2 separate regions of the Homo sapiens genome follow, and region 2 is linked to region 1. Evidence: read pairs that join two places in POLR2A ChIA-PET (ENCODE). Cell type or tissue: HepG2. All regions are shown on one strand.

What was found. ChIA-PET counts read pairs that join two places held together with the same protein. Peaks named below come from ENCODE experiments on the same cell type or tissue, not always from the same donor. Only the 100,000 strongest peaks of a DNase experiment are listed, where the experiment ranks them.
Region 2: POLR2A ChIA-PET joins it to region 1 with 11 read pairs; 2 of 35 experiments call an interaction of 5 or more read pairs at or near these places.

Annotation. Positions count from the first base shown.
Region 1 is chr1:39,825,533-39,828,032 of GRCh38, forward strand. LOC105378667 (a long non-coding RNA gene) reads left to right here. Exons shown (of 4, transcript XR_947221.3): 2 at 31-171. Among named protein-coding and RNA genes, the nearest start is that of LINC02811, 9.3 kb to the left of the region's middle. In HepG2, a CTCF peak has its summit at 1,223; no DNase peak of the experiment used is centred here.
Region 2 is chr1:39,932,884-39,935,383 of GRCh38, forward strand. No RefSeq gene overlaps it. Among named protein-coding and RNA genes, the nearest start is that of MFSD2A, 21 kb to the right of the region's middle. In HepG2, no CTCF peak of the experiment used is centred here; a DNase peak (open chromatin) is centred at 1,558.

The DNA of each region.
Region 1 (2,500 bases):
CCCTTCCTTACTCACTTCCCTCTTTGACAGTGAATAGAAGCCACATAGACTCTTCCGAGGAGTACCCATGTGTCACTTCTGGGACAGGCAGCCTCACTCCTGCCAGGGCCGTGCAGGGCAGTCCACAGGCCAAAGGTCCAAGTAGATTCAGCGCTGCTGAGTTGCTTCTGGGTAAGCTCTGCTGGCTCCTGAAGAGCCACCCCTGTCCCACGGGTGCATGCGAAGACGCTTTTTAGTGTGTGAGCCAGTTTAACTCAAGCTATACCTGTGGACAGCACCAAGGTATTTCTGATAGTAACAGAAATATCTGAGGGGAATTTCCCATGGGTCAAACTGAACATGCAAGCACTGAAGACAAAGGGCACGGGATAATAGTCACATATCATTAAAAAACAAACAAAAAAGCCTGCTCATCCTGCAGAACAGGTGGGAGCCAAAGCCTGAGAGTAGATGAGATCATTCAGGGAGGGCTTGCGGCCCAAGAGCAGAGGAGGGCCCAGGAAACCGATTTCTCTAAGGTGGGCAAAGTGAGGGACGGGGACCATGACATGTTCATCTTCATATACTCAGGGCTGATACACAGTAAAAACTCAAAGGATGCTTGATGAATGAATTCATTTCTATTTTATCTTCTGTAGGATATAAAAAGGAAAGAGGCCGGGCGAGGTAGCTCACGTCTGTAATCCCAGCGCTTTGGGAGGCTAAGGCAGGAGGATCGCTTGAGCTCAGGAGTTCGAGACTGGGCAACATGGCAAAACTCTGTTTCTATAAAAAAATACAAAAATTAGCCAGGCACTGTGGCACATGTAGTCCCAGCTACTCGGGAGGCTGAGGTGGGAGGATCACTTGAGCCCGGGAGACGGAGGTTGCAGTGAGCCAAGATCGTGCCACTGTACTCCAGCCTGGGTGACAGAGTGAGACCTTGTCTCAAACAAAAACAAAAATAGAAACAAAACAAAGGAAAGAAAGAGAATGTGGGAAAATGCAAAACCAAAACCCAAAAAAAGAAAAAAAAACCAGATACGTTTATTATCCAATAAACTGAATTGAGTATTTAAGTTTGAAACTGGATTCTACCCAGAAAGCACTTAAAATGTAAACAACATGAATATAAAGTTATCTTAGGAAAATGAAAGTCTGACCAGGAAATAAATGCAAAATCAGTTACCTTTAAGATAACCTCATAGGCCCATAAAACTAGAAAAAACAAGGCAACAAGGCCCCCAGCTGGTGAGGCTGTGGGGAAGCAAGGGCTCCACCAGCCCCAGATGAGAACAATGTGGCCGTCGAGGCCAGGAGCCCGGAAAGTGCACACCCTGGAACAAGGAGCCTTGGGGGTAAACATAAATGAAATGCACTTAGGCGAAAATGGAAATTTTTACAAGGAAATAGAGGTATCTCAGGAACCCAAGGAAGCACACTAGGCCTCAGGAGGGTCGGGACCGAGGAACTGGGAAGTCAACAGGAATCTCTCTCTCCTTTCCTCATCTGGGATTCCCTCCTGCATTGTCTGCTTTTCTCCTTCTCTGAAGATCAGCCTTCTCTGTTTTGTAGTGCACCCATTCATAACAACAAATAGTTATTTCGTGTGTATGACCAAACACAGTTCTTGTATTTCTCTGTTCAAGTGTACCCAGCTAGGACTGAGCTGCAATTTGAAATTCCTGGGAGGAGTGTGATTGGCCTGGCTGGCCCTCCGCTGGTCTAATAAGCTAGGAGGCAGGGTAGTCATTCCTTTATGAAGTTATGATCTCTGATTCCTTTTTCCACAGGAAGATAAATCAGTGAATGTGATAAGATAAGATGGGGAGGGGATGCCCCAAGGCAGAGAGACAGCTCAAAACTTCGAGCTCCAGGCGCTGGTTCCAGCCAGAACATCCCGTTAACCTTTTTCCTGCTTCCACAGTCCACATCCTTGTTATGCCTTTACAGTCTATTTTCACAGAGCAGCCAGACTTATCTTTTAGCGTGTAAATCAGATCATATTCCTCCCCTCACTAAACGAACAAACCAGCCAGAAAACTCTTTAACTCCTTCCTTTAATAAAATCCAGGCCTGGCGCAATGGCTCTCGCCTGTAATCCCAGCACTTTGGGGGCCCGAGGTGGGTGGATCATTTGAGGTCAAGAGTTCGAGACCAGCCTGGCCAACATGGTGAAACCCTGCCTCTACTGAAAATACAAAAACAAATTAGCCGGGCGTGGTGGCAGCTGCCTGTAGTCCCAGCTACTCGGGAGGCTGAGGCAGGAGAACCACTTAAACCCAAGAGGTGGAAGTTGCAGTGAGCTGAGATCGTGCCACTGGACTCCAGCCTGGGTGACAGAGTTGAGACTCTGTCTCAAAAAAAAATTTTTAAATTAAAAAATAAATAAAATAAAATCCAAAGTCCTTATCTAGTGCCTGGCTACTTCTCTGACTTTGTCTTTTACAAATCACCCTGTCATTCACTCTTCTGTAGCCACACTAGCCTTCTTTCTAGCTTGTAAATATGCCCAGCCCAA
Region 2 (2,500 bases), 110 kb after region 1:
ACTGCACTCCAGCCTGGGCGACAAAGCGAGACTCCATCTCAAAAAAAAAAGAACAAAAACCAAAAACAGGTGACAGGCCAGGCGTGGTACCTCATGCCTGTAATCCCAACACTTTGGGAGGTGAAGGTGGTTAGATGGCTTGAGCCCAGGAGTTTGAGACCAGCCTGGGCAACATGGCAGGAGCTCGTCTTTACCAAAAATAGTATCCAAAAATTAGCTGGGCATGGTGGTGGGTACCTGTAGTCCCAGCTACTCAGGAGGCTGAGATGGGAGAATCGCTTGAGCCCAGGAGGCGAAGGTTGCATTAAGCTGTGATTGCACCACAGCACTCCAGCCTGGGCAACAGAGCAAGACACTGTCTCAATAAAAAACAAAAACAACTACAACAACAACAAAAAAAAAAACAGGTGACATGAGAAGGAATGCAGGTGTGAGTGAACAGAAGAGAATTTGACATTTTTCAGGGTGTGACCAGGCTACATCATGCCCAGGATAAAAAACAATTTCAGGCCAGGCATGGTGGCTCATGCCTGTAATCCCAGCACTTTGGAAGGCCGAGGCGGGCGGATCACTTGAAGTCAGGAGTTCAAGATCAGCCTGACCAACATGGTGAAACCCCATCTCTACTAAAAATACAAAAATTAGCTGGGCGTGGTGGCACGTGCCTGTAGTCCCAGCTACTTGGGATGCTGAGGCAGGAGAATCGTTTGAACCCGGGAGGCGGAGGTTGCAGTGAGCTGAGATCATGCCACTGCACTCCAGCCTGGGGGACGGAGCAAGACTCCGTCTCAAAAACAAAAAACAAAAAACACCCAATTTCACCAAATAGTGTTTTTCTGGCTCTGCAGGACCCTGCCTCCCTCAAATTCCTTCTGGAGAGCTCTGGGAATCCCAGAGGCTTTTCATATATGCAGAGAGAATTAGCTCATGAGGCCCCCTCCCCATTTTCCCCTTTTCCTGCTCCAGGTCTCAGTGGAGTTGACCCTTGTCAATGCCAATACCCACAGAGAGCCCTGCTGCTGGAGAAGCTTAAAGGGGGCCTGATGTGACTTCTGGTCTCTTCCTCGGTCTGCACTGAAGCCACGACTGCCCAAAGTCAAGGACACTAGTATTGAGGGAAGTAGTGGTCAAGGGCCCAGTGTTCTAGAATCAGGAGATCCAGGTTTCCAACCTGGCTCTGCAGTTCACTAGTTCTGTGACCTTAAGCAAGTTGATTAATTTCTCTGAGCCTCTGCTTCCTTATCTGCAGAGAGGAGGGTAATAAAGAACCTACCTCACGGGGTTGTTGTGAAGTTAGAATGAACAAATGCATGTACACCACTTAGCACGGTGCCTGGCATAGACAGAGTGGTTAACAAATGTTGGTGATTATGATTTTTATTATTATAGTCATTAATTCATTTAACAAGCAAGCTCTAGGCATTCTCCCACATGTACCCAGTACGTCAGCCAAAATGTATTTCCTGATATTTCCCAACATTTAACATGTTTCCTCATCCCGCTGTGGCTTTGCACATGTGGTTTGTTCTGCCTGGATTGCCCTTCACTCCCCATCTGCCTGGCAAACTTGCCCTTTGAGCCTCAGCTAACGCCTGGTCTCCTTGAGGCGCTTGCCTGGACCTCCCACACTGGATGAGACTCCTCCTCTGGTCTTGCGCATGACCAGGGCTCATTGCACAACCCCAGAGGAGACGAGTCATACGGACCCCCAGAGTTGTGCAATGTGGCAACTTTGCCCATATTTTTCCTCTGTTTTCTTCTATCATAATTTTTATCACACTCTTACTGCAATGATTTATTTACCTGTTGGTTTCTCCCTCAGACTCTGAACTCCTCGAGGACTCTGACACAGAGTCAGGGCTCAGTAAGTGCCTGCCTGAATGAAGGGATCCTGGCCCAGTTCCTGAACCCAGAAGCTGCAGCCTGGTCAGGGAGACAGAATGAATCAACGTGAGACATGTCAAGAACTGAGCATGACTAGAGGTTCACACCCCTGAGGCTTTCCTAGGAGAGACCAACAGAGCTGTAAGGGAGGATGTGGTGGTCAGAGTGGGAGACTGGAGTGGAGATGGAAAGAATGAGGAGGTACTTAGAAAATCCAATAGCGGTCGGGCGTGATGGCTCACGCCTGTAATCCCAGCACTTTGGGAGGCCGAGGCGAGCAGATCACCTGAGGTCAGGAGTTCGAGACCAGCCTGGCTAACATGGTGAAACCTCATCTCTACTAAAAATACAAAAAATTAGACGAGCATGATGGTGTGCACTTGTAATCCCAGCTACTCGGGAGGCTGAGGCAGGAGAATCACTTGAACCCAGGAGGTGGAGGTTGCAGTGAGCCGAGATTGCGCCATTGCATTCCAGCTTGGGCAAAAAGAATGAAACTCTGTCTCAAAAAAAAAAAAAAAAAGAGAAAAACCAATAGCTAACACTTCTGGATTGTTCTGCTTAGGGGTGGAAGAATTTCAGCCCCCTCCCCCATGATTTTCATCTGGTCTAAGGT